7 separate regions of the Homo sapiens genome follow, and all the other regions are linked to region 3. A link is a loop called in an ENCODE intact Hi-C map of the cell type or tissue named here. Cell type or tissue: mammary epithelial cell. All regions are shown on one strand. Each heading gives the region's core, and the rest is flanking DNA. Links, peaks and the distances in the headings are about the cores only. Region 1 overlaps PEX14 (peroxisomal biogenesis factor 14). Region 2 overlaps CASZ1 (castor zinc finger 1). Region 3 overlaps PEX14 (peroxisomal biogenesis factor 14). Region 4 has its middle 82 kb from the start of CIROZ. Region 5 has its middle 71 kb from the start of CASZ1. Region 6 overlaps CASZ1 (castor zinc finger 1). Region 7 holds the start of CASZ1 (castor zinc finger 1).

The links. Peaks named below come from ENCODE experiments on the same cell type or tissue, not always from the same donor. Only the 100,000 strongest peaks of a DNase experiment are listed, where the experiment ranks them.
Region 1: it touches region 3 in a loop (3-fold over the local background); 11 of 110 quality-filtered maps call a loop at or near these places.
Region 2: it touches region 3 in a loop (6-fold over the local background); 19 of 110 quality-filtered maps call a loop at or near these places.
Region 4: a loop joins it to region 3, with 2.9 times the contacts of the local background. A loop is called at or near these places in 2 of 110 quality-filtered maps.
Region 5: a loop joins it to region 3, with 7 times the contacts of the local background. A loop is called at or near these places in 18 of 110 quality-filtered maps.
Region 6: it touches region 3 in a loop (7-fold over the local background); 31 of 110 quality-filtered maps call a loop at or near these places.
Region 7: it touches region 3 in a loop (10-fold over the local background); 24 of 110 quality-filtered maps call a loop at or near these places.

What each region holds. Positions count from the first base shown.
Region 1 is chr1:10,597,419-10,601,785 of GRCh38, forward strand. PEX14 (peroxisomal biogenesis factor 14) reads left to right here. Exons shown (of 9, transcript NM_004565.3): 4 at 1,820-1,948. Among named protein-coding and RNA genes, the nearest start is that of PEX14, 120 kb to the left of the region's middle. In mammary epithelial cell, for the core only: no CTCF peak of the experiment used is centred there; DNase peaks (open chromatin) are centred at 2,073 and 2,293; H3K27ac peaks cover 2,069 bases.
Region 2 is chr1:10,634,070-10,638,436 of GRCh38, forward strand. It overlaps CASZ1 (castor zinc finger 1), which reads right to left. Exons shown (of 21, transcript NM_001079843.3): 21 at 2,535-4,367. Among named protein-coding and RNA genes, the nearest start is that of CASZ1, 160 kb to the right of the region's middle. RefSeq lists an enhancer at 891-1,853. In mammary epithelial cell, for the core only: a CTCF peak has its summit at 2,098; DNase peaks (open chromatin) are centred at 792, 1,572 and 2,072; H3K4me3 peaks cover 1,017 bases; H3K27ac peaks cover 3,220 bases.
Region 3 is chr1:10,528,172-10,532,538 of GRCh38, forward strand. All of the region lies in intron 2 of PEX14 (peroxisomal biogenesis factor 14), which reads left to right. Among named protein-coding and RNA genes, the nearest start is that of PEX14, 55 kb to the left of the region's middle. RefSeq lists an enhancer at 1-1,073. In mammary epithelial cell, for the core only: a CTCF peak has its summit at 2,281; DNase peaks (open chromatin) are centred at 370, 620 and 2,380; H3K27ac peaks cover 2,929 bases.
Region 4 is chr1:10,897,429-10,901,795 of GRCh38, forward strand. No RefSeq gene overlaps it. Among named protein-coding and RNA genes, the nearest start is that of CIROZ, 82 kb to the right of the region's middle. In mammary epithelial cell, for the core only: no CTCF peak of the experiment used is centred there; DNase peaks (open chromatin) are centred at 2,623, 2,963, 3,553, 4,153 and 2 weaker places; H3K4me3 peaks cover 1,130 bases; H3K27ac peaks cover 1,994 bases.
Region 5 is chr1:10,865,237-10,869,603 of GRCh38, forward strand. No RefSeq gene overlaps it. Among named protein-coding and RNA genes, the nearest start is that of CASZ1, 71 kb to the left of the region's middle. RefSeq lists a silencer at 1,909-2,138 and an enhancer at 2,628-3,499. In mammary epithelial cell, for the core only: no CTCF peak of the experiment used is centred there; no DNase peak of the experiment used is centred there; H3K4me3 peaks cover 941 bases.
Region 6 is chr1:10,692,375-10,696,741 of GRCh38, forward strand. It overlaps CASZ1 (castor zinc finger 1), which reads right to left. Exons shown (of 21, transcript NM_001079843.3): 4 at 1,500-1,538. The coding sequence starts at 1,515. Among named protein-coding and RNA genes, the nearest start is that of CASZ1, 100 kb to the right of the region's middle. RefSeq lists silencers at 1,665-1,754, 2,055-2,224, 2,335-2,534, 2,545-2,604. In mammary epithelial cell, for the core only: no CTCF peak of the experiment used is centred there; a DNase peak (open chromatin) is centred at 2,427; H3K4me3 peaks cover 1,531 bases; H3K27ac peaks cover 798 bases.
Region 7 is chr1:10,794,119-10,798,485 of GRCh38, forward strand. CASZ1 (castor zinc finger 1) reads right to left here and starts at 2,528. Exons shown (of 21, transcript NM_001079843.3): 1 at 2,446-2,528. In mammary epithelial cell, for the core only: no CTCF peak of the experiment used is centred there; a DNase peak (open chromatin) is centred at 2,573; H3K4me3 peaks cover 2,756 bases.

The DNA.
Region 1 (4,367 bases), core at 218-4,217, 69 kb after region 3:
AACCTGAGAGGCACAAACTCAGGGCGGGGGTATTCTCTGTTGTTGCCTGGCTTGCCTGTTGGTCCTGTCCCTGTTCTTCTTGGAAGGTGAAATTATGGGTAAAGCAGTCCCTTTGCAGCAAGCACCCCCTCTCTAGCTCCACTCTACTGACCTTCAGCTTTTGTCTTTGGAAGGTGGTACGTGATGCGCTGTGAACCCTGGAAGCATTTTCATCCAGCCCACCAATCTGTTGAGAGCATGGTGCTATCAGGGCAACCCGGTGGCTCTTCAGACTTCCCAGTGGTGAGGCTGTGCCTGCCCTTGGCCAGCTCCACTGTGTGAAGAGGGTAAAGAGGGGAACAGCTGCAGTTTTAAATGGGGATAGTCCTCAACTCCTCAGCACAGAGAAGGGAAAAAAGAGTCCAGGGCTGTTTAGAAAAGTTCGGGCATTTTCCTTTGACTAGCTGTGGTAGGGCATGAAAAGTTTGAGGGGTGGCTGCAGTCAACTCATATGCCAGTATGGTGCAGGGCGGAGCTGTGCTTTAAAGCATTAATGTGCACCATCTATTAGCCCCTAGGCATGGAGTATGAGGCACCATCCTTTTGAAGATGCTGATCCTCAGAACCTCCTTGTACTTCATCTACCCCCAGGGGCAAATATACCATGCTGTGGGCCTCTAATGGAGAGCTGCCGACCAGATGTGGAAAAGCTCTCGGCTGTAGTTTAAAAGCTCTGTGTTGCGGCTCGCTTGGATGTTGGGATTCCTGGAACAGCAAGGGCTGGCCGAGTGGTCTTTTGCAGACTAACAGTGACCTCCCACCTGCTTTTCCCACTCTCAGCAGCTGGAGTGCCTTTGTACACACAGCTACTTCCTGAGCTGGCCCCGTGTGACCGCTCCTTTCATACTTGAGCGCCACATTTCATTCTGTTCTTTGGGTTGGATGGGGCTCTCTTCCTCCTCCCAAGAGTCAGTGTCCCAAATTGGCTCAGACCCGGTGGAAATATCCCAGCTGTGTCCCCACTGGAAATGCGGCCTTCATGGGTTTTCATTTGCCTTTTATTCTTCTGTGGGCAAATCCTCTCCACATGGCATAGCCACTGCAGATGGCGCCCTGCCACTTCCTGATGTCCCATGTATGGTGTGGTTTAGAGTGTCGGGAGGATTTCAAGAAGGGAAAAGAAAAACTAGCCAAAGGCGATACAGGCAGCGTGTGATAGGCTAGAATAATAATCATCTGAAAGTTTGGGCCTGGCCTTGTTTTGATCTGTTTTCTTGTTTTATTTTCTTCTTTACATTCTATATCCCATTCATACTAATCACAGTCAGTCCTGATTTTTCTTTTTATTTCTGCATTTGTCATAAAATAAAGCAAATTATTCCCGTCTTCAGAAACGATCTAGACTAATTAGTCGTCTCACCCAATAATTAGTTTTTTGTTTCCCTGTCTGTTTTCGTGCATTATTGTTAGTTTTTTCCCCTCTTTTTTTTTTAACACCATTACAGATTAAAATGAGCCACATTTGCAGTTGATGGTATCTGTTTTCGGGGGAAGAATGGAGAATTGCAGTACCGAGCGACTTCAAAAGCAGCAATAAACTCAAGGATAAATTAAGGAAATTGAATGAGCCACATTTGGAAGCAGTGTTGAGGCTAATATTCTGTCGCTTAAGGTTAAATTGCAACTGAGAGAGGTTCCGGAGAATCTGAAATCGGGGAGGCAACTTACTAGGATGCGAGGCATTCTGTGGCTGTAAAGGTCTTTGCTCAGTGAAGATTCTGTTGCAGCTATGGACACTGACAAAAGGTACTCACCTGCAATGATGTCCTCTTCTCCCCAGGGCTGACAGATGAAGAGATTGATATGGCCTTCCAGCAGTCGGGCACTGCTGCCGATGAGCCTTCGTCCTTGGGCCCAGCCACACAGGTGGTTCCTGTCCAGCCCCCTCACCTCATATCTCAGCCATACAGTAAGTCACCCGCTCAAACTCCTGCTTAACCTTGATTGGGATTCAGGACTCTGGCCAAAGGGCAGTGTTCTGTATCTCCCAGACTTAGCAAACCAGGAGAAACTGGGAGCAGCAGAAAGCTCTTGGGTTTTTCCCAAGGAATGTGACACACCCCAGTCTTCTAGACAAACTTTTTAAAGTATGTGACAAAGGTTTAAGAAGAGACAAGGGATCAGAATAAATGATTTTATTGTTGTTTCAGGTATTTTGGTTACATGCAGAAAACCTGTACAACTATTTATTGATTCTGTTCCCATCTCCTCATACCAGTGCTTTTGAATGTTACTGTTTCACTAAAAACAGCGTGACCATCTGACTCATGGGTGCATTCTTGTTTGCTCACTGCAATAACCTGTCTCCCACTTCTATTTTTTTAAGTTAATATTTGTAAGTTTAGGTCAGCCTCCATTTCCCTCCCTCCCTTGTCCTGGCTATACTTTGTACGTTTATGTAGTAGCGGTCTGTTAGGGAATTTCAGGTTAAAACATGAAGTTCCTTTTTGAATGTTTCTTTTAATTATACGAGATCATGACCCATGAGGGGTCTTTCGTTGTCTTAAATGAAAGCTACTATAGGAATAAAGTTTCTTCAAACAAGTTATAAATGCATACCTCCAAAATGCAGCCAGAAGCCCTCCTTGAAATCACTTATAAAAAGTTTAAAAAGGCTAAAATTGACTACAAAGTTATGGAAAATAGCTCCATTTTGTTTCTTTAATGAAACTCAGCATTGGGCCGGGCACGTTGGCTCACGCCTCTAATCCCTGCACTTTGGGAGGCTGAGGCGGGTGGATCACCTGAGGTCAGGAGTTCGAGACCAGCCCGGCCAACATGATGAAACCCTGTCTCTACTAAAAATACAAAAAATTAGCCAGATGTGGTGGCAGGCGCCTGTAATCCCTGCTACTCAGGAGGCTGAGGAAGGAGAATTGCTTGAACCCGGGAGGTGGAGGTTGCAGTGAGCCGAGATCGTGCCACTGCACTCCAGACTGGGCAACAAGAGCGAAACTCTGCCTCAAAAAAACAAACAGGCAGGGTGCAGTGGCTCACATCTGTAATCCCAACACTTTGAGAGGCCAAGGCAGGCGGATCACTTGAGGTCAGGAGTTCGAGACCAGCCTGGCCAACGTGGTGAAACCGTGTCTCTACTAAAAATACAAAAAATTAGCCGGGCGTGGTGGCACACGCCTGTAATCCCAGCTCCTTAGGGGGCTGAGGCAGGAGAATCACTTAAACCCAGGAGGTGGAAGTTGCAGTGAGCCGAGATCACGCCGCTGCACTCCAGCCTAGGTGACAGAGTGAGACTCTGTCTCAAAAAAAATAAAATAAAATAAAGAAACTCAATACTGGATCTGTGATCTCTCAAAATGCCTTTTCTATAATTGTTATTCTCAGAAGTTTTATTTTTGCAAAAAATGATTTAAAACTGTTAGATATCAGATTTTAAGGCCGGGCGCAGTGGCTCCCGCCTGTAATCCCAGCACTTTGGGAGGCCGAGGCGGGTGGATCATGAGGTCAGGAGTTCGAGACCACCCTGGGCAACAAGAGCAAAACTCCATCTCAAAAAAACAGACAGGCCGGGCGCGGTGGCTCACGCCTGTAATCCCAGCACTTTGGGAGGCCAAGGCGGGCGGATCACTTGAGGTCAGGAGTTGGAGACCAGCCTGGCCAATGTGGCAAAACCCTGTCTCTAATAAAAATACAAAAATTAGCTGGGCATGGTGGCGGGTGCTTGTAATCCCAGCTACTCAGGAGGCTGAGGCAGGAGAATCGCTTGAACCGAGGAGGTGGAGGTTGCAATGAGCTGAGATCATGCCATTGCACTCCAGCTTGGGTGACAAGAGCAAGACTCTGTCTCAAAAAAAAAAAAAAAAAAAAAAGTGTTAGATATCAGATTTTAAAAGGCATATTTTAAAATGACAGATTCGTTTTGATCCCCCAGCACCTGGTCTGAAGCTGCCTTCTTTCCCTCACCTCAGCACTGTTTTCATCCAGCTCAGCTGCAGCTAGGCAGGTGTGATCTTGGCAGTAGAGCCAAAAAGGCCTTCTCTTCTCCGGACTTGCTGAAGGGCCAGCCAGTGGGTTGGAATCTGCTGTCTGTGTTACGGATCTTATTTAGAGATCTCCTCCTTTGGCTGTCCACAGAAGGCTGAATGGGGGAGGCCAGGGAGTGTGTGCTCAAGTGTGTCAATCTGTCAGTGCCTTGCATGGGTGACCCACTGCAGGTTGCAGAGCTTCAGTGGTGAGCCTTGTCCTGTATTTGGGCTACTGGGTTAGCACCTGTGACTTGTCAGCTTGGGGCTCCTTTCTCCTTCCTGGCCAGCATTTTTTCCAATCCATTGTAGTTGCTTTGGGTCCTAAGCTGACTTTATGTGCTTCTT
Region 2 (4,367 bases), core at 129-4,128, 110 kb after region 3:
CAGGGTCATGGCTTTAAACACCACCATGACACTTGGCATCCAGATGCGTTATAGCCCCAGGGGGAGGAGCCAGCCTCAGGGAGGCTCCGGGCAGCGAGGTTCTTTCTTGGGGATCCCTGCCTCCTTCCAGTGGTGTGGGGCATGGGGCTTACTGGAGGCCAAGCCACTGGGTCCAGCTGCTCCAGCGCTGGCTGTGGGCCCCCTGGGAGCTGCCGATTCCTCCCTGACCTGCCCCAGAGGGTGCGGAGGCACCTCCCAGCAAGGATGGCCGGGGCCTGGCTGCTTCATTCTCAGACAAGGCTCTGGGATTCCAGCCCTTCAGAGGGCACTGCTGCCAGCCCTGGTCCTAGACCAACGCTACCTGTGGGGCCAGGGCCACCTCCCGTGACAGTGGATGGGCAGCTGGCCTTTGCCCAGTGGCCTGGTATGCTGCCCAGAAAGGGGGCTGCCTGTCGCCATGTCCAGGCTGGGGCAAGGCCGCTTCGTGAGCGCCAAGGCCCGGCGCCCACGGGTGACTCAGGTTGCTGGTGGCGCCCCTGCTGGGCCAGGTCCGTGGGAGGTGGGCAGGCCCCTGAGCTCAGCCCTGAGCCTGTGCGGCGGGTTCTGGCCCTTTCCAGGAGGTTGCAAAACACTTGAATTTGCCCCAGTTTGGGTGTAGGAGCATCACACACCACAGCTAATTAAATCCCAGAAGGAAAGCATGCTTTACTGCATTTCCTACTGAGTCCAACAAGCCACAGGGAGTGCCGTGGGACCTGGGCCCATCCCAACCCGCAGCTGCAGGCCCCCTCCCGGCTCTTGGGGGCGGTCTCAGAGTGGGCAACACATGCCTGGTGGGGGTACGAGCTTCTCTCCACCCTCTGGGGCGGGGCCTGGGATGTGGCATCATGGGCTGGCCTGGGTGCAGCGTCCTGAGGCCTTGAGATGCCTCTGAGAGGTCCCCGAGTCCCCGTTCCCCTTCCTTGGGCTGGACTCGGGGCCCTGCTTGTCGTGAGGTTGGTTGACCCTGGGTGTGGTCCATCCAGGCCCAGAAGACCAGGGGGCAGTTTTGGGGTCTGGCCAAGGTCAGCAAACCACCCTGAGTCCCCATTCTCCCTCCCCTGGGCCCCAGGAGTCAGTGCTGCCCCAGAGAGCTGCCCACTGTGCCGGAGCCTAGAGGGAGCTCTGTGGCTGCACCACCCACCCACCGGCTGCTCAGGGCTTGGCTCCCTGCCTCGCTTCAGGCCCCACGGGAGGCCCACCAGGGCCTGGGAAGCTCCAATAATGGTTTTAATTTGTTGAACTTGTGTTTTATCCCATAAATTAGTCACTGTTTTATTTAACAGAATCAAGATATCCGCAAACAATAGGCGAGTTCCAACTTGAACATTTTAATAAGACAGAAAAAAGTATATATTTTCATGTCTGTTACAAACATATTTATGTAAATAGCCTGTGGGCTGCATTCCAGGAGGAAAGAAGAAAGGGAGTGCCCGCGCGCCGGGGCTGGGCTGGAGACGCACTTCTGCGGTGGGAAATGACACAGGCCTGGGCGCTGTGGGCTGAGGCCACTCCCCTGCCGTCCCTGGTCCCTGGTGCCTGGTGCCTGGCCGGCTGGTGCCAGGCTCAGTGAGGGAGAAGCGTGCTGCGATAACCGAACCTCTCCAGCCCCCAAGTCTGCCTGTTTCCTCATCGGGCAAGTGGTTGTGACATCCCTGTGGCTGGGGTGTGATGAGCCGGTAAGACTCCTCAGCGTGGAAGAATGTGGCAGATCCCGCACACATCCCCTCCCCAAGGTCCCAGGAAGCTCCGGCCACCTGGAGTCCAGCTCAGGGAGGGGCTGCCAAGGTGATTCTCACGATGTGGTGTCGTGAGGAGCCGGCCATCAGTTGGAAGTGTCAAGACAAACTCTCGGAGCGCCTGGGAGGCCTGTACTCCAGGCTAGGTCTGGTGGACACTCCGGCCACTGTGCTTCCGAGGGAGCCAACCACGGTGCCACCAGGGCTGGCAGCTCAGGCTCTGGGCTGGTGGCTACGGACCCAGGAATTATCGGCCCCTTCTGGCTCTGCCACCCTGTGCTCCAGGCAGGAGTCGCGCCAGCATCCGGATTGGATCCGGGTACGCGCCGTTCCCAGCCCGGGCAGGTCCCTGCAGGAAGGAGGAAGGAGCCGAGGGAGGAGGCAGGAGGGTGGCCCTGCCAACGCCGGCCCAGCAGCCCAGGAGAGGAGAGGGTTGGCTGGGGTGGGGGTCCTGGGAGGCTGCAGGGCCTTTGTCCGACGACCCAGGCCTTGGTGTCAAATGGCTCTGCCCAAAGATGGCTCCTGAGCCCCAAGTGGGGGCTTCAAGCAGGGCTGGGGAGGAGGCTACCCTTCTGGCCAGGCCAGGAATGAGCCCCCTACCTCTGTCCCCAGCAGCCCGGGGACAAAACTGGTCTGTTCCCCGCTTTTCCTGCCAGGGTCGAAGGGTGCCCAACTCCTCCCGTCACCCCACCGGTGTAGCTGGGTCATGGCCAGCCGATTGGGGGCGATTTTAAGAATAAAAGATAACTTGATAGATTTTTTTCCAGTTTTTATTGAGTGAAAATGTCAAACCTTGCATCAGTCATGCAAAAAAAAAAAAAAAAATCAAATAAATAAAACACATATATTAAATTTCTAATAGCACTAAATTCAAGTGGAAAAATATTCAGTTCTTAATAACCAGGTGCCGAGGAGACCAGATTCAAGTAATCAGAGCACACGCTGTTCAGCTCGGGTTTCACGTTCTGTATTTTTTTTGTCTCAAAACCTCTCTATATATCTCTATATATCTATATATGTATATACATATAGATATATACACACACATATGTGCATACATATTATTTGATATTTATATATATACACATACATAGTTATAAAACATTAAAAAGAGCATTGGTGGATCAAGCATTGTTTCCCCACAGAAAGAAAATAAAACAAAAATTACACGTTAAAATTCAAAATGAGCTAGCAATGGCTTATAGTCCTAGTGTGCAATATGAAGTTTACAAAAGGCTAGACTCCGCACTGTCGGCATCTTCTTCTTTTCTTCTTTTTTTTTTTTAAGTTTGATTTTGCTACATTGAAAAAATGTTTGTGTGTGTGTGTTTTTTTTTCCTTTACAAAACTCCTTCCACAGACGCCCGGGGCCTGTGGCGGGTCACTGTCTGGGCAGATGCTCACAGCAGCACGTGGTGCCCACAGAGTTCAGGAGGCTCTGGTAGGGGCTGTTTTAGAAAATAACTGATTTCCTGTTGAATCAGGTACGCTCCGTGCGACCACTCCTCCCTCCCTGCTCCCTGTCCAGTTCGGGTGGTCCTGGCTTTCTGGCTGTGGGCAGCTGAGAGGACAAAAGAAAGGAAGAAAAAAGGGAAAAGTAAACCACTGCCCCCCAGTTGAGCCAGGTTCCTCCTGGAGACCTCTGGGGAGGAGGCTTCTGGATGACAGCCTCCCCGCCAGCCTTCCATTCCCTCCTAGGCCTGTTCTCTCCCGGTGGCCCAATCTGACACCAGCTGGTGGCCTGGAGTAGGGAAGGTGGGCAGGTGTGGCCTCGGGCAGCCTGCCCTCGCAGGGGACTCGGTCCCCGGGGACCTCAGAGCCACTGGCCAGGTGTGTGCCTGCCAGGTCAGGCCCTGGCCCGGGCTTCGATGGCATCATCATCTCCAGGAAGGGGGATGTTTTGCAAAGGGAACCCAATCTGGGTAGACTGCACCAGCGAAGAAGCATCCCAAACAAAGTAATAAAACAAACTGGAAAAAAAAAAAAGCCCTATAAAGCCACACGCATCACCAAGAGAGAACTCAAATGTTAAATTAACTACAAACTTGGATCAACAGTAATAGTCCTTTTTTCTTGTCTCTACAAAATTCAAGTTAAGAGTTGGAATCACGCAGCTCCCATCAGTGCTATTGTGAAGACAGACAGCCTCAAACAGTTAAGGCCTCTACAAAAACCCTGGACCAAATCCCACAGGATAAACGGGACTGAGCCTCCAACCTCAGGCCGGGCCCAGGCGGGTCTGCACTCTCACCACGCCTGCTTTCTTCCTTTTTGTTCTATGTAGAATAATAACCTTTACAGGAAAAATACTGTACAACTTTCTTGTATTTTTTTCCATTTTGAACATTAAAGCCAAAACCAGGCGCATCCTTCCTGTTTGCACCACCAGGGTGGCCGAGACCCCGCCCCGGCCCCCAGCGGGCTACTCTGGGTTTTGGACGCAGCCTCGGTTTCCCTGGGGCGGAGGCTGGGGCCAGGGAGTCGCCAAACAGACCCGACCCAGGCCTGGGGGAGCAGCCGGGCCCTGGGGTGGGGCTGAGCTGGAGCTCCGCGGCTGCTACTCCCGTGAGGCTTCCTCCACGGTCCCTG
Region 3 (4,367 bases), core at 207-4,206:
CCCAGTGATGCCTTAATGTTTGAGGTTGCCATTATCCATGACACAACCTTTCTTCGTCTCCTTCCTAATCATCCCGCAGTTCAATAGTGCATGACTAGAGAGCTTCACCAATCTCCATCTGGCCGAACTTCAAAAGAAGTGGAAGCTGAAGCAGGGTTTCATCTGCTGAGCATCTGAAGCTGCTGGAGGTTAGGAGAAATACCTTTCAGAAAGCATGAAATTCAACCAGTGGTGGAGAGAAAGAGACTAGGAAATAGAGGCAGTGTTATCATTAGGGAGGTGCTGGGGACTGTGTGCCACATATTTTTAGTGTTGGAGTCACCCGCCACCGTCACTGTGTGAGCTCACAGTTCTCTCAGGGAGCATCTTGGACACTGAGTCATTACATTCCTTTAGAGTGATTTAACTCAACAGCTTGACACCTTCATTAATTTTACAACACGAAGCCTGGGTGCTCTCTGCTTCCTCTTTAACAGTGCAGGGAAATTAGAGGAATATTGAAAATATAAAACCAGGGGATACTGGAAGAAGGAGCAGTCAAGGAGCTGTTGAAAAACATCATGTTAAGGAATTGAACTACTTGTCTTTCCTTGGTATCTCTTGGGATCGAGCACCCAGCTCTTGCCACTCGTCTCTGGCACATAAACCTTTTATTTCCGTTCCTGGCACGCTGGCCAAACCTCCAACTTGCAGCCAGCTCGTTTGCCTTCTCTGCTGAGGTCACTGCTACCGTGATCCGTGTATAATGGCATTTTCCTCCTCTTTTCAGTATGAAGGCTATTACAGTTTCTTCTCTAAACAGGACTTCAAACAATTTGCTGCCAGTTGCATTTCAAAGGCAGGGAAAAGGCAAATGTCATCCTTTTTTCCTCCCCTCTTTGGGTAACTGCTTTGTTGGTTGCATCAAAAATTAGAGGGGCTGCTATCTAAATTCAGGTGGGGATGCGTGGGGACAAGGCATTTAAATGTGCTTTTCTTTCTCCCTGAAGGAGAAAAACGCTTTTCCTTCTCAACCTTTCCTAAAAAGGAACTTTGATCTTCCCAACCCACAAGCAAGGGTTTCATTTCTTCCAGGCCGGCGTGTACTCCACAGCTCCTTCTGTGGCGTGGTGACCGTCACCCGCTGCATCAGCAGCTCTGCTTTTCAAGCTGTGCTCCTCCACTGCACCAGCGCCCTTTGGGCTGGAAGTTGGCACCCAGAGTCCTCGGCTGGACACGGACACCTCTCCAAAGTCACCCTTACGTCCCTAAGATCACTGTCCCTTGACATTAAATAGTGCGTGGTGGTTTAAGATGCTTTTTATTTCAATATACATTTCTGGAAGAACTACTTTAATCAAATAACAAAACAATGACATTCTGGCAAGCAGTTCATGCAATATTTTTAACTAAGGCCAAGGGAAAAAAAATAAATGGCAGAGATATTTCACTTTGAAAGGTAGTTTTTGTGCATGTGAAGTTGCCACTTTTCATAAAGGCTTTTACTACATATATCAATGAGTTTTAAGAGAGACTAGGGTCAATAATGCATGCTTTAGAATTCCCTAAATACAGATTTACACAATAGCCTTAAAATATATTCTGTTCTATCATGTCAACTCCTGTGCACTTCTACCAGCGGAATTTTATTTCTTTAATGTGAAAAACAAAAGGACAGAGGAAAGTAAAGTAAAACAAAGGAAATTAGGGCCCACAAGCTTAATTAGTATAGTGTTGTAACCCAAATCAACAATGGGAAGGACACAGTGACAAAACCCAGGAAATTCCAAGTCGAAAGAGAGGCTCTTTCCTTTAACTCCTTGAGTGCCAGGGCACTTGCTAGCCAGCTCCTTACCCAGGTGCAGGAGGCTACCTGAGTACAACTCACTGTCTTTATTGTTGAACTTCCTGGCTTTTGTTGACTTTCCCTTCTCCTTTCCTCCCTTAATGTACATGAAACATACCTTTGTGTGTGCGTTAATTATAGATAAATGGGCTAAAATTGCCTCTTGGTTTTGTAACCCTCAGAGAAGGGGAAAGAGTACAAAAAAAATTCCTGTCACTGTCATCTGTTCATTTTTAATGAGCAATTTTTAAAAATTGAAAATAAAAGAGGAAAATGAATAGGTGTTGAACCAGCCCGTGATATGTAAATGCCAACTAGTAATTACCTAAAACCTCAATTTTCATTCTGTTTCATCTTGCAAAACATTTCATTTTCCCTGAGTGAAAACACTTAATTTGGGCTGTGCGAGTTAGCGGAGCGGCCGCCCCGGCCTGCGCCTCCGCCGGCTCCGGCTAGGGGGCACTTTGGCTCTGCGCTTCTGCCGCCTGCGGGCTCGTCCACCTCAAGGTTATTCCCCTCTTGCCATTCCAGTGGTTTTACTCCGAGTGTGCAGGCCCCTCCCCCCTACTCCCACTAGTCTGGTTTCGGGGAGCCTGTTCCTCCTTGTCCTTGCAGAGGCGCGTATTGAATTTTGGCTGACCGAGCCTTCCTCTGCATATTAACTTTCCCCTCTTACCTGGCTATTGGGCCCTTGGCGTCCCTGAGTTGCAGTCACACTCTGAGAGCAGCTTTCTGGAAGCTTTCTTTCTCCCTTTGAGGTTGCACACAGAACTGCCTCTAGTTTTTGTTTATTCCTGCTGCTTTTTTAGTCTTTCTTTTCATTTTGGCAGCTGGGGAAATCCTGGATTGAGGCTCACACACATTTGCCCTCCTGCCACACTGAGAATGACAATTCCGACGCTTGCTTTCTTTTGCATACTTGTAGATTTTTCTTCTACTCTGGTTTAGGATATGTCACCTTTTGGATATGTTCGTGGAATGTGGCTTGTGGTTGCCGCTGCTTCCTTCCCTCCCCAGCCTGTTCCCTAGCTAGAAAGAGAGCGTGTAGACTTGAGAAAGAACAGGGAGCCCGGCATTGTGAATGGTAGATCAGAGAGGAGCCTGCATGTAGAAAACCAGAATTATGTTGTCCTAGGACCCTGGATCCGAGAGTGCTCTGCCTGGAATCTCAAGGAACACGGCCTCTTTAGTGAGATATATAGCTTCATAATTAGCCCGTTGCATTTTTTCACGAGTGCTAGCATCAGCGTTCTACGATGTGTTTCTCTGATTAACAGCTGCTTTGCAACTATTTCCCTGTGCCGCCGATGACCATATTTGTCAAGGAACTCCTGACAGAGTACTGATTTCTTACTAAAATGCAGCATTTCTGTTTGAAGAGGGTTCTCTCATTCTTGGCAGTGCCTGGCTTTTTAAGTCAGTCCTTGTTAAAACTCGAGTTGGCTTTGGTCTAACGCTTGTTAACAGGATTCTGGGTATCTACTTTAGTGTATGAACGTAGGAACCTTTCACAGGCAATTTAATCTTCTGAGCAGCGCACGTGGAGCAGTGCGGCGCTGGAATGGGGTTTCGGGCCCGTAGATTATATTGGTCATTTTCTTTTGCCCTCTAGTTGTGATCTCTGTGGGTTAAAAGGACTTGGCTTTGGTTGTTAGTGTCATTAATTTTTGAATATTTTTAATATTTTAAGATGGCTAATGAATGCTCACATCTTAGGAGATAGATGTGTATGTAGTACACAGGAGTGCTGGAATTGGTGGCATTCCAAATAAGTGTCACTGGAGACAATGCATCAGGTTTACATGTCAGGTGCAAAGTGCTAAGGCTCCCTCAAACCCCAGGTTCATTATTAGGCAGGCTCTGTCCTCCTGTCCCCCTCGTGCAGAAAATAAAGTGTGTATTCTGAAGATTACAATGTGCAGGTCTTTTGTAGGAGAGTGGAAAACACATAGGAAGCATCTCTTTGGTGAGGACTGTCAGGAACCTCAGTTCTTCTCACTGGGGATTACTTACCCTACACAATGCATTTAACAGCACATAGTTCATAGTAGATAACCCCTGAGTATACTGTATTCCATTGATTTATACAGTTACAAATCCTGCTCTCTCAAATACAAATCTCTCTCAATTGGCCAGTCATCTTAGATCTAAAGGTGTTTTTCAACCTGAAGTCCCCCCCGCTTTTTTCCAAGTTGCTGACAGTGACTCCAGTGACTCCGGTGTAACCATTGTTATGAGACTGCAAAGACAAGAATTTACTCCTCTTCCTTGCACCTCAGTTTTATCTCTAAGTGACACATAGTGAAAATTATGAAATTTCCCCAAAATTGTGGAATTGGTGGTGGCAGGGTTGTTTTATTTTGCTTTGGGTGGAGAAGGGGACAGAAGGTAGGGTCAGAGGGATGGGGGGCGGGGAGAAACTGGTCTGTTTTCTTTGGAGTTTGTTGTCTTTATTTTGATTAAACTAGCTATTGGTAATTCGAGGTGCACTCATTAAGAACTCAGTGCAAGAGGAAGGGAAAGGAACGCTGATTCCATATTT
Region 4 (4,367 bases), core at 206-4,205, 370 kb after region 3:
ACACCCAGCTTCCCCAAACTTTCCCAGGGTCCCGCCCCCAAATTCCTGCTTGCCTCCTCCTCCTCCCTCATGAAGAACACCTGCCATCCCTTCCTCCAAGAAGTCCTCCATGATTCTCAATCCAGGCGGAAGTCATCCCCTTCTCGGGCAATGCTAGAAAAAGCTGCTTCCCCACCCCCCACGCCTCCACCACCACTACACACGCACCTGTGCCAGGCCCAAAAGCTTGGGGAAAAATGTGACAAACGGAGAGGGCTCTGGCCTGTTTTTCCGGAGCATCCTGAATCCAGGTGACCTCTTGGGACTTGCTCACTGCTGCCAACTCACCCAGGGTCTGAATCATTTTCTCTTCTTGGGTTTCAGTTTGCCTGTCTCTCCAATAGGAACAGGAGACAAGAAAACCCTCCTTCCCTGTTGTTGAAGGTGTCGCTGTCTTTGTGTCCACTGCTGGGGCAGCCGCATGGAGCGGGGTTTGCTTGGAGTCCACTCATATTAGCGCGTTTCCAGGACACCATGGCCCTGTGTGAGGTGCTCATGTTTGTGGGTATGAGGCCTTGAGGACCTGACCCTGAGACCTGTGAATCCTGGCGAGTGTGTGTGTGTGTGTGTGTGTGTGTGTCTGTCTGTCTGTCTTTGGGCATATGTACCCATGACTCTCGAATGGCTCAGAGCTCCCTCCTTCCCCCTCAGGTCCCGAGGGAGTTCGGCAGGCCTGGCCGTAGGGCAGGAGTCCCAGGCAGACTGGGGCCAGCTCAGCCCAGGATACAGCCTCTCCCTGCCCTTCCGCATCCCCAGCCCAGCTGCAGAATTCAGACTAAGTGAGGGAGGACTCATGTTCCCTGGGGTGAGCCACACCAGCCACATCCTCTAACGGGGTGACCAGGAGTCCCAGGGGTCAGAGGGCCCCCTCAAGGGCTGTCAGACCCCAGGGCCCTGGACCTGCTGTAGGAAAGCCCCATAAGGCCCTCCCTGCCCTCCCACAGCAGGCACAGCGGGGAACACCTCACACCCTGCCCAGAGGGACCTGGCCTTGACTCACAGCCACAAGCAAATGGAGTGAGGATCCCCTGGCGCCCCGGCTCCCCGCCCCCACCCTTGGGGCTGCTCTTCCCGCAAAATCAATCATCCTGCCACTGTTTGCGGGAAGTGGGGGCCGGCAGGAGGCCTCGCAGGGCCCTGGCTCCCTTGCAGGGTGACAGCTCTTGAGTGCTGCCCCGGCTCACTGGTGATGCTGGGGGCCTGGCAAAGCACTACCGAGAGAATCCCATCCTGACCTCTGGACCCCTTCCCAGCTGGCCAACCAGGCCCAGGGCTGAGAGGGCGGGGTGGTGGGAGTTACCCCGGGGCTACTGCCAAGGGTGCAGCAGACAGGGCCTTGGAGACAGAGGAGCCCCCCAGAGGCCAGGGTGGAAGGAAGTAGCAGGAGGGCGTGTGGAAGTAGCTTGAGCTGTGTTAAGTGTCTCTTCCATCTCTTCCACAGGATGTATGACCTGATTCATTCATTCGTGGGTTCAGGGGGAGGTGACCAAAGACTTCACAGTCCTCCAGGAGCTGGAATGTTATGATGCAGGGGTCTTGACTGGCGGTGGGGGTGGGCCAGGGTGATGAGCAAGGGTCCCAAAGACTTCCTCCCTCAATTGGCCTCGGCTGCCTGGATTCCACCATAGAGAGCCATTGCCTGACCCCAGGGAGGCGGCCCTCCCGCTCTCCTTCTGTCCACATGAACATGCCCCATGGCTGGGGAACAGACCAGGAGCTGCCAGGTCTCTGGTACCCTCTGCTGCCACCATGACTCTTCGTAAAAACAATAATTGAAGCCTCACACTCAAAGAAGGCTTTAGGACATAGAAAATACCCTGTAGGGGGCCGGGCGCGGTGGCTCATACCTGTAATCCCAGCACTTTGGGAGGCTGAGGGGGCGGATCACTTGAGGTCAGGACTTTGAGATGAGACTTGCCAACATGGTGAAACCCTGTCTCTACTAAAAATACAAAAATTAGCCATGCGCGATGGCACACGCCTGTAATCACAGCTACTCAGGAGGCTGAGGTAGGAGAATCCCCTGAATCCGGGAGGCAGAGGTTGCAGTGAACTGAGATCGCATCACTGCACTCCGGTCTGGGTGACAAGAGCAAGACTGTCTCAAAGAGAGAGAGAGAGAAAGGGAGGAAGGGAGGGAGGAAGGAAGAAAGGAAGGAAGGAAGGAAGGGTCCTGTGGGGGGTCAGTGGGGGAGCAGATGTAATGATTTTCACCCCATTTTGCAGATGAGGAAACTGAGTCTTGGAGAAGTCGGGCTGCCTGAATGAATGAGCAAATGGCAACACGTTGGGGCAGTTAGAGCGCAGGGAGGAGGAGGAGGAAGAGGAGGCGCTGGGTGTGTGATGGGGATGTGGGGGTGCTGAAGTTGGGGGCAGGAGAACATCTCCCAGTTGATGTGTTCTCGTGGGAAGAGCACTGCACTGGGAGTCCTGCGGCCTGGTAGAGCCCTGGCTCCTGTACTGACACGTTGAGCAAGCCCTGCCTCTTCCCTGGGCCTCCACCTCCCCCTCTGTAAAATGGAGTTAATAGCCCTGCCCTGCCCCGTGGGGATGTTGCAGGGAGCAAACCAGTGCTACTGGATGGGAAAGGGCTTTGGAAACCGCAGGGAACTGCCAGCGCACCAGAGTCATCTGCCCACGTCTGCCTCCCGGCCTCGCAGTCCTGGGGGAGGCAGCCCAGCTGGATCTCGGGGTCTAGAGCGTGGACCTTTGCCCAACTTTGGAGTTCCAGAGCCTAACCTCTCTGGGCTCCACTGGGCTCAGCAGCCTCCCCTCCAGGCTGTGAGCTCAGGGGACCTGGAGAGGCAGCCCGAGATCCACCCAGAGCCTCCTCCACCTTCCCCAGTACCTGGGACGGGGGTGTGTGTGGCGGGGATGGCAGGCCGGGCTGCCAATGTGAGTATTAGCTGGCATGAAATAATTTGATGGTGGTGATAAAGGCTGGGCTGCCCGGGGCCCCAGAGCCCCACCCAGCTCCCCCCGCCCACAATTCCGCCCCCTGCCAATAACATCGAGGCTGAGCTGTCTGGGTTCCGGCTCACCATTCTCAGGTGATGAAATCCCGGCTCAATCAGGCTGGCTAGCGCTGCAGTTACCAAATCGCTATAATTGAGATTAATTTGGGGGCTGATTGGGTCAGCCCTTGCAGGCACCCATTAATTAGTAGGGGAGGCTCAAAGCCCCAACAGCTGGGCCCTGCACCCAGTGGAGCCTGAGGCCACTGTGGAGGGGGGCACTGAGAGATGCCCAGGTAGGTGTGTGTTCCAGAGGAGGGGGCAAGCTGGACAGAGCCTCACCCACCCCATGCCACTCCCGCCTCCTACCCAGTCCTAAGCTCGCTCCCACGCGCAGGAGGGGAGGGGACAGCAGAGCCTTTGACTCAGGCCCAGAGGCAGCTCTGGGTCTCTAAGGGTTAAAGGGCTCATTACAAGGGTGGGGAGAGGTGGAGAGGGTGCTCAGGGCTCCTTGGACTTCAAACAGCTCTTGCAAAACTTCTAGATGAGTTAAGTGCAAATGAATTTGAAACAGACAATGAAGTTCCCTTTAGAGACACCTGGGCAGAAAAATGAAGGGAAAAGCGCCTTAGGGAGAGCTCGTTTGTGGATTTTTTTTTCCTGAACCCAAAACACACAGGGAAAAACAAACCCACCCGTCTACTCGTCTACTCCGGGTGCCAGAGGCGGGCAGGCACGCCCTGACTCAGTGCTGGGCTGGCAGCAAGTTGGGCACACACGTGAGGCCCGGGCACACGCTGGGGAGTGGGGGGCAGCGGCACAGACGTGTGTGCAGAGCCGGAAGTTCCGGGCACACAAGTGTGGAAGTGGCACTGGTCCTGGAAAGGAGCGGAGCCCCTAGGCATGGGAGGATGAGGCGGCAGGGAGAGGGCATACGTGTGTGGGTAGCTGGAAGGAGGCCAGATGAGGGTGAGGGGGCAGGGCCCATTTGGGGTGAGGGGCAGAGCTCAGGCCCCGCCCCCCAGGGGCCCTGGCACCCTGGTCACGTGAGTGCTCCTGACCCCGGGGTGGGGCCCTCCCAATTGCCAGGTGGGTGAGGTGTCAGAGTGGGGGCCTCTGGGCCTGCCTGTCCCTCCCCACTCACCCGACTTGCTCCGGTTAATTGCCCGGTGCTTTGTTTTTTCCCTGTGAATCTCACAGAGGGACAAAAGCAAGTTCTGAGTCACCAGGAACCGCCTCCCGCTTCTGCCCACGCTGGAGCCTGGTCCCCACCCCACTCCGAGAACCCAAGGACCCCGAGGTGGTGGGGTCTGGCCCAGGTTGACTTGTGGGAGCCCTGGACCCTGCCGGGTCTGTGAGGTGTCCCCACCGCTG
Region 5 (4,367 bases), core at 131-4,130, 340 kb after region 3:
GACCATCGATTTTAGACTTGATCTGCATTTCGTATTTTAATAATGCTCTCTCTGTCTTTCCTTTTCTCTCTCTCCCTCTCTCCCTCTCTCTCTCTTTTGCAAAATATAAAAGCTGATCTGATAAATATTAATTTGAACCATCATAATGTATTTGAAAATTCCAGCTAAAATGTCACCACATGGAACATTAATGTAATATTTCAAGGCCCTGAGAGCAATACTCATATTGATTGCATTTATTTCACTCTAGGGAGGAGAGATAATTCTTCAATGTGGGACACATCTGGGAGCCAAGGAGGCAGAGGCTGAGGGGAGAAATGCGAAATTATATATGGTCATAAAAAATACAAAACAGAAAATCCTCCCCAAAACTCTCTCCTCACCCATGGTGCCCCGCACCCAAACTTGCCATTTTCATTTCCCAGAGTAGCCTGGGGCCCGCGGGAAAGGCAGAAGCCCAGGGCCCTCCGGGACCGCGGTTGCGGGATTGAGAGCGGAGCAGCCTCTCCCAGGGCCCCACTGTGTAAGCCTGCCTTGGCCAGGACAGACAGACAGACAGACAGACAGACAGACAGACAGACAGAGGGGCTGCCCACTGGAGCCTCCAGCTCGCTGGGTGAAAGTTTGTGAATGCCCAAGAGCTGTGAGGTCCTGGGAATGGGGAGAGAAGAAGGAAAGGAGGGGAGGGGAGAGAAGAGAGGAGAGGAGACAGCTGAGAGAAAAAGGAAAGAAAGAAAAGAAGAGGAAAGATACCAGGACCCAAGGGAGAGGAGGGGAGAGGAAAGGAGAGAGGCAAGCAGGAGTGAGGGAGAGAGAGGGGAGAGGAACGGAACAAGGAGAGAGAGAGTGAGAAGGAGAGAGGGGACATGAATCAGGAGAGAAGGAGGAAGGAAGAGTGAGCCGGGAGGGGAGAGGACAGGAGAGGCGGAGGCGGGGTGGGGGGCTCGGGCTGGGCCGTCTGGAGTCCCAGCTCCTCTCACTGTCATTAAGGATATTGATGTGCTCAGGCGTCAATGAGTCTTTGTACAAGTGAAAGGAAATCCGATGCTTGTGACCCTGAGCCCACGCCCTCCACCTGCCCCCCAACCTGCCCCCCCACCTGCCCCCCCACCAGCCCCGGCCCTGGAGCTGAGGGCTGGGAGGCCGAGGGACCAAGCCCCCCACCAGGGGCTGAGCTGCTCAGACTCCAGGATCCCAAGTTTCCCCAGCCCAGCGCCCCGTGCAGGAGTGGGGAGGGGGGGCACCTTGAACCTGACCCTTCTGATGTCCAGTGCCCAGGGCCCCAGAGCTTACTGGCTGCTGTAACCAGAAGAAGGCTGGGCAGGAACCCCATCTCAGGGCCTCAGCCCGCAGCAGGGTCTCCCCAAGACCCTCCTCCTTGCTTCTCAGGATGTGTGTAGGTTTTGGGGTGCTGACTTTTACAGCACCTTTAGAAGGCCAGGGGCCGGGCAGAGAGAAACTCCAGTGGCCCAGGGACTGGCCAAGGTCAGGCCCCTCTTTGCCAGTAGTGTCTCTGCACAAACGTCACCTCCCTGGCCATCCGAACAGCCCCAGCCGAGTTTTATTTTCTGCAGAGCGCTCGCCTGGAATTATCTTCCTTGTCTGTTTACATGCTTTGGATCGGCATCCCACCCCCGCAACCTTTGAATGTAAGTTTGAGAACGATGGGGCCGCGCCTACCTTGCTCCCCATCACATCCCCCGCCCCTCACGCTGAGCCAATGCTCCCTCTGCCCCAGCTGACTCGATGGAGGACGGACAGACGGACGCTGCAGCCTCCGCCCTCCGCTCGGCCAGCCCCCCGCCTGAGCCCGCTTCGAGGCCGGGTGACCCAGCCTCGCCCCCACCCCGGGACCCCTCCCAACCCCCGCCGCCCCCGCAGCCGCTCGAGGCTGCGCGCCCCCGCCTCCCCGGATCCGTCACTCGCGGAGCTGCCACAATATTGTGAAGGCTCCGCGCTCCCGCTCCGCGGCGCAGCCCGCAGCCCGCGCGGGGGCCGTGAGGGAGGCGCGGGCGGGCGGGCGCCGGCGATGAATAATGCATGACCAAGGCGCCCCCTACCGGCGGCCGCGGGCGGCGCGGGGACGGCCCCGCCGCGCCCGAACCCGGCCGGACCCAGGACCCGCACGTGTCCCTGCCCACCCGGGAGGGAGCTCCTGCCTCTATCCCCGCCTCAACCCCGACCCGGCCAGGCCCTCCTCCCCCACCCTCCACGTCAGGGGAGCAGCCTCCTACTCACGCCAAGACCGAGGAATGAGTTTGGGGAGGCGGGGGAGGCTGCACAGAGCCCAAGCCAGAGCCCCTTCTTGTGCTCCCGGGTTCGCGGTGCAGTGGGGACCAGGACCCCCCCATTCCGTCTCACCCTCACCCCAGGGCTTCTGGACCAGGACTTGCAGCCTCAGAGAAGGACAGGCTCGGAAGGACAGAGCAGAGAAGGAGATTTCATTCGTTTATAAAAATGAGTACAAACAATTTCATAAGAGTTTCCAAGTTTCTGCAGAATATTTACAACGTTGAGATATGAAGGCTTTTTTTTTTAAGTTCAAATGAAATACGGGAAAGCCCACTGTGTATAGATGGGTCTGTGTGGTTTTAGAATAAGGGTCCGGGAAGTGTCTTCCTGGGGTCTTCTTGGTGGGAGGATTGGATCTTCTTGGCTGCAGACGATCTGCTTGGGTGGTAGAGGACACGGTGGGGGGAGCGATGACCAAGAGCAGGCCCCCGCCGGGCTTGGAGTGTCCCCTAAGATGCCTGTGTTCTCTGGGGATCAGCCTGCACGCAGTCGCCTGTTCTTCAAGCCTGCCAGTCCTGCTAACAGGCAGGTAATGAGGAGAGCAGAGGCCTCTTTCAGGCAGCTGCTTTAGCTCCCAATCACGCAGGCCCCTGGGGAGCTGGGCCAGCCTCTCGGCCTCATGGCCTCTCCTCACTGAGAACAGATTCTAATGACACCCCCCTTCCATCCCCCGTGGTTCCTGCTGTGCCCTGACTCCCTGCCCAGCCTTAATAAGCCAGAAGGCAGAAACAACCATCACAGGGGCTGGGGACCCAGGGCCATTTGTTGAGCATCTGCTGAGATGCTGGCTCGTGTTGAGATCTCTCGTCCCAGCAACACTCCACACATTCAGATTGCAAGCCCCATATTACAGATGAGGAAAGCAAGGCCCAGAGAGGTGCGGCCATGGGCCAAAGATCACACAGCTGCTCAGAGATGAGCCAAGAGGCGTGGAGCTGGGCAGAGGAACTCCATCCCCCCACCCAGACGCTGCTTTGTGTCCCGGACCCCATGTCCAGGAGATCAGATTCAAACCTTGCGCTGGGCTACAAGCCCTCCCCATTGGAGCAGCAGTTGGTCTGCGTCACTAAAAATGAGTTGCAAACTCAATTGCCCTGGGCCTAGACTGGCAAGGCAAATGCATGAAGTGGGCCACACATGCAAACACGTGGTTCCCACAAGAGTTTCCCAAATCGTTTGGCTCTTAAGGAAACAACGGTTTAAGGTGATGATATCTGACAACCATTAGCAACCTTTGCCCTGGAATCTTGCTCCTTCAGGCGAGGCCTGGATTCCAGCCCCTATGTGCCTTTTGCTTGGCTCTGTTACCTTGACCAAGGAGTCTTACCTCTCTGTTCCTTCATCTGTAAACTGGAAATAAAAACTCTACCTGTGTCCCAGGGGGGTGCATGGGCCAGAAGAGAGGAGGGATGTGTAGAGTCCCGCAGGACGGCCCAAGATAATTCTGTCTGCTAAGATAATTCTTGTTAGTAAGTTGGGGGTCTCACCCCTCCTTTATTTGGGCGTGATCCCCAAAGAAAACGGTAAGAGAGAGGGGAGGCAAAATGCAGGAAGCCGTGTCACAGGCCAGTTCCTGTGTGGGTGGCCGGTCCTCAGCTCACCTGGGGACCCTGCAGAGCCTGCGGATCTCCGCTCCAGACTGTCCCAAGAGGTGTTGGGAGCGGGGAGGAGGTACTTATTTATCCACTAACTGTCATCTGTCATTGGTTGAAAGTCACAGGGGGCCAAGCTTGCTCCTATGGCCAGAGAGATGTCCTTGGGGAACTTGAGTTGGAGTGACGGGAACTGTCAGTAGAAGCTGCAGATGCCCTCTGGGTAGACCAAAGGATATGATGGGGGCCCAGTGCCCACTCGGGTGGTCTCACGCCTGCCAGCTACACTTGTCATCAGCAGTGCCCACCTTGGCTGTACAGGCTCTGGAGCCAGCATTGGGCCAGATTCAGCCCCAGCTCTCTTAAAGGGGAGGGAGGATGCTCACTTTTCCGTAGAATGCGTGAAATGAGAGCTGGGGGAGACAGGTGGGCTCCTTGCCTTTTAGGAGCCAGACACAGGAGTATTCAGTTCAGCCTGGAGGC
Region 6 (4,367 bases), core at 224-4,223, 160 kb after region 3:
GTCTGCTTCTTGGCTGGGATGGGTGGGGGCCCCATTTCCGAAGAAAGGGGGTGGGGCCTGAGAGGGAGGTGATGAGACACCGACTGGAGGTGGGGGCAGGCAGGTTCTCTGTGGGAGTGGAGGGCAGGGAGGGGCAGGGTGGCAGCCTTGGCCTTAGACACCTTTACCACTTTGCCCAGCAGGGGGTGTCACACCCTTCCCGGGCGCAGAGGTCCCCAGGCCCTCCACGTCAGACCAGCCAAGATCACACCTGGTGTCACACAGTCCTCAAACTCTGCAAATGACACCTCCCCCCAACAAACACAGGCCCTTCTTCACCGGCCACCGTGCCACCCATCCTCATCCCCTCAGGGCTGCCTCCGGTCTCTCTGCCCACTGACCTTTAGAAGGTCAGATATCAGCTCATGGGTCCCAAGGGCCGATGCTGTGAACTTGGGCCTATTATAAACAACAACGCTAACAGCCACCAGTATCACCTATCCCATCAATGAACCAGGAGAGTTCAGAGATCAGTCTCAATGAATGATCGGGCTGCTTGTTTCTTTTAAAACATTTAAGAAGACAGCTGCTTTTGTCAACCTAGCACGTGAGGGTCCTGGTCAAAATTTGGTTTCAATAGCCAGGGCCCATGGGAAGCCCGCAAGAGCTGAAGGCAAAAACACTGGAAAGAATTAGATTAAACCCAAGAAAACACCAAAATATCAGGATAAACTGCCCCAGGTGAGCACCAGGCCTCCTGGAGCCCCCGGCCTTGTCCCACAGGAGGCCCCCAAACCCAGATGCCTACGTTGAGTAGTCTGTCTGGTCCATCACCACCCCTAGGGTGGGGGCTAAAGAGGCAGGTGGGAGACAGTCCGGGGCCCCTCACTTTGAACTGATAACAGCCACCTCATCCCACAGATTCTCAGGTGAAAAATACTCATTAGCCATAATAAGCAGCTTGATCATCCGACACAGCCTTGTCCCAAATAAATTAAATTCCTTTACCTTGAGACAGTCGCCCCGAAACCAGACTAACCACCTTTCCCAACAGGACGCTGCTTTCAAAAACTAAACCACCCCCCACTAAAAAAATAAAAACACACACCCCAGAGCCAGACACACAAAGATCTTTGCAGAGAACAAAAAAAAAAAAAAAAAAAAAAAAAAGGCACACACACAGAAAAAAAACACGAAGCCATACAAAAAACACGGAGAACAAAAACCCCACAAAAACCCCCTAAATCCTCTCTCTGGGTGCCCCCCAGCTCCTGCTCCTCTCGGTTCTTTCATAATGACAAGCATCACATTAGTCACAGCCTCTAAGCAAGTGGCAAATAACAACAACAACAGCCTCAGAAGTCGCCGATCCCGAGGCCGGGACGCCGGGAGGCAGCCGCCCGACCCTCCCGGCCCCCACCCGGCCCCGCCGCCACCTCATTGGGCTAAAAATAAGAACTTCCGTAAAAGAAGCGAAAGAAAAGTGAAAGAGCCGCCCCTGCGTTCCCACCGGCCGGTACCTGTTCCAAGATCCATTCTCTTCTCCTTGGTCCCAAACTCTTCGCAGAACGCCACCAGGGGAAGACCGGGAGAGAAGAAACACGGGGTTAGCGTCTCGCGGGACCCCGGCCGCCCGCCCTGCTTGTCCCCCGCCCCGCAGGAGCGGCCCGTCCCGGGCGGGCGCCGAGGCCGCGGCGGAGAAACTTTCTCCTCCGCGCCGCCCGCTTCTCACGCTCGGCCCCGCACGCGCCCGCGGGTCCGCGCCGCCTGAGTTTCTCCAACTAAGGCAGCAACTCTCGGCCGGCGCGGCCCCGGCTTGGGGGCCCTGGCCGGGGGATCCGCGAGGCCCAGGGGCGCCCCCGTCCCGCCGACCGCGCCCCGCGCCCGGGTCGCCGCCCGAGACCGCGGCCCCCGGGCCTCCCCCGCCCGCGCCCGGTACTCACCATAGTCGGAGAGTCGAAAGCCGAATTCACTTAAATAATCAACTTTCATAATACTTAATTAATGCCTAATTGCAACTGATTACTCCCCGAATAACAAGTTGTTTTAAAGCCCTGATGTCATTGCTCCTGCCGGTAACACTCAGGGTAACAGTTTGGCAGGAGGGAGCGGGCGGGCGGGCGCGGCCGGGGGCGCTGCCAGGCGCCGCGGTGATTGGCAGGGCGGCCGCGGCGCCGCCTCCTCGGCCCGGCCCGCGCCGGCCCCGGCAGGTGAAAGAGCAGAGCGCGGCCCCGCCGCCGCCGCCGCCGCCGCCGCCGCCGCCGCCGCCCGGTGCGCCCGCCCGCCGCCCGCCGCCCGGTGCCGGAGTGAATGGGCTCGCGCTCGCTCGCGCCCCCGCCGCGCGCCCCCGCCGCGCGCGCCCGCGCCGCACTGGCAGGGCGGCCGGCTCCATTGGCTCTGCGATTCCCCAAACCTCTGGCTCCGGGAGGAGGAGGCGGGGACTTGCGCTCAGGGCTGGCGGGAGGGGACCCGGCGCGGGGCGGGGAACGCGGCCCGAGTAAGGCGCCCGCGGGCACGCGCCCACTCTTGCCGGCCGCCGGCGGCCGCGCGCGCGCTCGCATGCTGCCAGCGGCCGCTCGGGCCCCGCGAGCGCGACCGACGGCCGCCGCGCGCGCCTGCCCCACGACCCGCGCGGCCGCGCTAACTTTTCCGCGAGGGCGGGCGCAGGTGTGAGGCGCCGCGGGGCCGCGCCCGCCAGGCCGCGCGCTTCCCTGCTCCCCTGCCCGCTGCCTGCGGGCTCGGGGCTCCTGGGGTAGCACAGGGATTTCGTGTTCCCCTCACAGCACTGGCGGCTTCTGGAGCTGGAGGAACAGGAGCGCGGGGCGAGGCGGGGCAGGGCGCAGTCAGGCCCGCGCGCCCCCGCACCCCGCGCGTCCCCGGCCCTGGGCCCCAGGAGCGCCGGCCTGGGACACGCAGTGGGGTTTCCTCGGCGTTGCTTTGGTTTTGCCCTTAAAACGGGTCCAAGTGTCCTCCCAGAGCCTCCCCGGTCTTCCGGTCTTTCTGCCCACTCCTCCCTCAAAGTTGGGCCATCCGCCCCGCAGCCAGACGAATGGAGATCGGCGCCCCACTTTCCCCACAGCCCCCGACCCATGATCCCGGCCATCACTTGCGCTTCCTCCCTGCCTTGCCCCTCTGGCCGCTGCCCTAGGAAGGGCGCTCAGTAGAGCACAGGCACCCTCAACCAGGGAGTCTGAGGCCCATCCCGGCTCCTCCTCCCCTCCCCGCCACCCCCCCCCCCCCCGCCCCACGCCGTCTCCAGGCCTGTCCCCTTCAACGTGGAACCTCATTTCCTGCCAGCCCATGGCCAGCCAGGCGCTTTGTGCTGCCCGTGCTCCTCTTTCTTTTCTGCCAGAGAAGGCAGTTTGAGGGTTCTCCCCTCCATGAACCGTGCACCATGGGACATCCCCAGATGTCCCTGCTGCAGCCATATATTTTGAGAGTCCTTATATGTTGGTGACTTAAGTGACGCATCCGGCCCAGAGGGCCTCAAGGAAAGAGACGGTGGGGTGAGCAGGGCCTTGGGCAGCCTTGCTAAGGAAGGACCTGGTTCTCCGTCCCTTCTTCACCTACCCTGCTGCCCTCCTCGCCTCTCCCAGCGCTCCTCTTTCAGGAGGGGCCACACTGCCTTCAGATGAGGGGAGGGGAGCAGGGCCCAGGCTTCCCTGGTCTTTGGACAGCATCCAGCAACATGGCGCTGGCCTATTTTTGCAATATTTCTATTTTGCAAAGGGAGGGGCCAGGGAGGCCTTGGGGCAAAGACATCAGGGAGTTAACAATCTACTCTTTCTCCTACTTTCCCCTCATTTTTCTCCTTTTTTCCTGCTTGCTCTATAGTTCTAAATGGCCTCTCAGGGAGTTGGGCATCCCTCCCCTACTCCACTGCCCTTCCCACTGCCTTCCTGGCAGTCCCCACTCCTGGCCGTCACACAGCCTCATTGGCTCTGTGATTCCCCAACCCATCCCTACATAGGAACAGCAGCTGGAGAGGCCTAGAAACCTTACTGAGCTGCCCCTGGCCCCAAAACCCTGAATAAGGGAACAGAACTACCCCAAGTCTAAGCCTGGGAGTATGACTGCCCGTACCGGGCACCCAGCACAGAGGACTGTGTGCCTCTGCTCCCGACATGGGATCTCAGAGAGGGCATCTGTGTCCAGGACCGCTGTGGGGTATACACATGCCTCTGGGTGCTGCTCCCAATGACTCCCCAAAGCAAGGCATCGTAACAAAAGGCTTGCAGCTCTGGCTGGTGACAGCAGGTGATCAATCCCCACCCCAATTCTGAGCCTCTGCTCTCCTATCTGGGCAACTGTGTGTAGGAGGAAGCCTGGAGGCAAGGGATAGAAGAGGTGATTTCTGGGTGCATTTGAAGATGTCTGCAAAGATGGGG
Region 7 (4,367 bases), core at 140-4,139, 270 kb after region 3:
CCTTTAGGACGGCGACGTGTGTGTGTGCGCGTGTGTGTGCGTGTTTGTATGTGTATGCGTGTGTGTGTGTGTGTGTGTGTGCGCGCGCGCGCGCGTCGTGGGTTGGGCGGGGGGACACCAAGATTATCCGGCGATCTGTTTTCCAGTCCCCTCGTGCGCTCTCACCGCGCGCCTGTACCAGCTCGGAGACGTCCTAAATTTACTAACTTTGCCCCGCGACTACCAGGGCCTTTTCCCCCTCGCCACCCCCTGAGTGTACCGGGTGTCGGCGGGACAACTACGCACAATGAGGGCCGCACCCCCACACTCCACTCGGTCAGAAACGCACACTCCGCCCCGTGGCCCAGTGATCCAGGTTTGGGGGAGCTCCATACTCAGGAGAGGCGCTACTGCCGCTTTTCCGGTGGGCACGCACCCGCACCCGCACCGTAGCCAGCGTGGCTGGAAGGAGGTCCTCGCCGCGCCCAGAGCCGGCTTTCCAAGCTGAAGCTGGGGCAGAGGAACTTGTGTGGAGGAAGAGGGGGTCCCCTGCCTCCCTCAGCGCTCCACTAGCCTCCCCCAACTCCGGACCCGGGTCGGGGATGACTTGGAAGAAGAATCTGCGCCCACCCCTTAGAGAAAAATCTATTATTATTATCTTAATCTACGCCCCCAAAGTGTCCCTCCAGCCGTGATTGACGGCGCATACACCTGTTCCCTTCGCGGAGGAGCTTCCAGCGCCGGGGACAGACATTCGCCCAAACGCTCCGCAGCGGCCCAGCAACCGCCCGCCCGCCCGCGCCCGGCCAGCCCCCGCCAGCGGCCCCAGCGCGCCTCTGCCCGCACCTCGCCACCCCGGCGGCCGCCCCCTCCCCTTCCAGACCCGGCTGCCCGGCCCGCCAGCTCCCGGCAGTGCTGGCTTCGGAAAGAGAGAGAAAGAACAGAAAGCAAAACTTCCTGGCGGCCGACGGCCATCAGCTGCACATTCTGCAAATGCCACCGAGTAAAAATAAACCGGCCGCCGCTCCGCCCGTCCGGCTCACCCCGGGCGCACGAATCGGCCCCCTGCCCCGGGAGATCCCTGACTCGGTCTGGCCCGATCCCCCATTCCCGCGCGCCCCCTGGATCCCCGCTCCCCGACGCTCCTCCGTCAGTCACCACGCTCTCCTTTGCCGTTAAGCCGGACCCTAAGTGACCGGGAAACCGGCTCTCTCCCTTTGGTGTTCCCTGCGCCCCCACAAACTACTTTTTTCTCTGTCCTTCACCAGGTGCCTATTTCAGCCCTGTGCCCTTGGATTCAGGGCTCCTCCTCCCCAATTGTTGAGCTCCGAGGTCACCCTCAGCCCACCCTGGGGGAACAGACCCCGACCGACCCTCTCCCACGCTGCAGAGCCCCCCCGGAGCGCACCACTCTACCAGCCCGCTAGCCCGCCAGCCCAGCGTCCCACGTCCCCGGGCGCAACTTCTCTTCTGGCGCACACAACAGCCGGCAACAACTCGCCCGAACTTTCCCCGGGACCCAGGCGGGCTCCAGCCGACAGCCGGGCAGCTCTGGGCCGATGCCCCGGCTCCCCGTGCCCTGTGTTGCCAGCCCTTCAGCTGGGGAGGCAGGGGGTGGGGTGGGGAAGGGAGTGAGGAACGCCACTTGCCGCGCCTGGAGCAGCGCACTTGAGATAAACTTCCCAGGCACAGATGAAAAAGGGGGCGCCGCTCCCCCCATCTAAGAAATCTCTTGCCTTCGATTTCCTATGGGGGATACCCTTTGGCACCCCGCGCCTAAGCGAACACTGCCTACCTCTGCTGGCAGCACCTACACCCGGTATCCGGGCACAAGAGCCGGCTGGAGGGGTTCCCCACCCACCCCTTCCCATGGGCAAAGTCTTGCAAAGTCACCCCAGGCACCCCTCACCCCGCCTCCTTCTCTGCCCTGGAGAGCGCACGACCCCTCTGCTGCTGGGGGGTGGGGTGGGGTGGGGGTTTAAGGGGAAGGAGTGATTACCCGGTATTGGAGATCACCTGCCCCCCCGGGAGCCCACAGCGCGTGGGGCGCCCCCACCCTATTTGCAAAGTCCTGTGCTCGCGCCTGGCACCTCCCTCTCTTCTCCCCTACCCCGCCACCCCCTCAGTTGGAGTAAGCGACCCCCAGGAGGAGCAGCCCTCCCCTCCCCCGGAGCCGCGCGCCGGGCATTCCCCTGGCCACGGCAGGCAACGCGCCGCCCCGCGCCCGGGTGCCAGCCCTCCGTGCCCCCTGCCTCCGCACGGCCGGAGTTGGGTGGCAGCCGCCGATCGCAGGCTGGCTGGCTGGCTCGCTCGCTCGCTCGCTCGCCCGCTCCCTGCTGCAAGCGGCAGCCCCGGGGGTGGGGGGGGTGCACCGGGACAGGGGGAGAGACGGGGAGGCGCCCCGGGAGGCCCGCGGAGCTGGGGGACGTGGGGGGGCCGCGGCGGAGGGAGCGCCGAGTCTCTTACCTGCACTTGGGGCGGCTTTGGGTGACTTTCCAAGTCCGGGGGAAAAATGTGTGTGTGTTTGGGATGGAGCGCCGCGGGCGCGCATGCGCTGCCCAAAGTTGCCGGATCCCGGATTTTTCGCTCCCAGTCTCCGCTCTCGCCCGCTGTGATTATGGAATTCTCCGCGGCCGGGCGGGCGAGTGGGTGGCATGCAAAACCCGGGCCGGATCGCGGGGCCGGGCTCCGCTCCACCCTCACACCCCCAGACCTGCCCCTCCCGGATCCTTCCCACCCACCGCCCGGGCTGAGCTCAGCGTGTGCGCGCGGCGAGTCGCACGGCCTGCGGAGGAGCATCTGAGCGCTCGGCCCCCTTTTGCAGGTCCAGAGGCTTCTACACCCCCCCCCAGCTGAGTTGAGTTGAGGCTAGGGGAAAAGAGAGAAGGGATGGGGGGGGGGGTTACTTTCCACCTGTTCTGAACCCCGAGAGAGCCCGAGTTCGGTTCCCACTTTCGACAGAAGAACTGGCTCTTTTTTGCAAGTTAGAATGTTAGAACTGTGGAACCCAAAGGAACGAAATGTTCTCACTGTTTGATATCTGCTTTGCACTTATTCTTTGCAAGGGAGTTTTTCATTCAATCTATTGTGCAAGAAATAAATCCTTAAGTGAGCAAGATAGGCCGTGCAGAATGAACCTTACATGGAGGGGCTGGGGGGGGGGCAGATAATACACATTAAAACAAGTGGATAATGTTATTTCAGAGAGTGAAAGTATCCATGAAGAAAATAAACCAAGGCAATAGGCTAAAAAGTGTCTTGGGGGCCGGCATGGTGGTTTACGCCTGTAATCCCAGCACTTTGGGAGGCCGAGGCAGGAGCATCGGTTGAGCCCAGGAGTTCGAGACCAGCTTGGGCAACATAGCTAGACCTCATTTCTGACAAAACAAAACAAAGCAGTGTCTTGCGAGAGATAATCCCCTTGCCCCCAGATGGGGGGGAAGGGCCTTTTGAGGGGCACTTTCATACTTTATTGAAGAAACCCCCTTTTCTCCCATACCCAGACTTCCCATTTCCCAGTTGGTTTGAGGTGGCCACACCAGCTGAGCCTAGTAGTCAGCTTCAGTGCTGAGGCCCTGTAGCTCTGGTCTTGCCTTTCTCAGCAAGCGCACCCCTCATTCCAGGCCTGAGCTGCTTTTCCCTTCAGCATAAGCGTGGGATGGAAATATCGAGAGGCATGAAAGAAACTGAAAACACCCAGATGATGAGATAAGTGAGAAACTGACCATAACAGTAAACGAAATAGATCAATGATTTGTGGAATAAATGAATATAAATTCAAAGTATGACCCACAGCTTCAAGCCCTGCTCAACAGAATGCATTAAACTAAGAGGCAATGCCACAGGCTGGTAAACATTGTTGCAGGCTGGTAGTATTTGGAGCCTAATCTGCAAGGTGTCAGGAAAGCCTCTCAGGACCAGAGAAACGACCCAAAACCCTGTATGATGATTGTCTAAGACAAGCATCTTCCGGGATGCATTCCCATGTCCTGCCTTAAACTGGAAGTTAATTGTCCAGAAGCATATGGACACAGACTGGAGACATGATGGCCCTCTGGCCCTGAGGAGGCCAGGATTTGCCCTGTGCCCTAATAAAGCCAACAAATTTGGGAGAGGAAGCTGAGCCATCCCACACTCCTTAGATACTCAGTGATATTTGCTTGTGTTAGATGGACTGGGGAAGAAACCAGCTCAAAAAACCAGCTCCTCACTTCCTGGAATAGTTCTGGGGGTCCATTCAGGATCTGTCCACACAGGAAAGCCAGATTTAGACATTAGACACATGTTTCGGGTTCATTTTGTTTTCCCCCCTCCTTATCCCAATAATTGACTGGAAGCAGCAACACAACGATAATTAACATCCCTCAAAGACCACTGATTGGTTACTC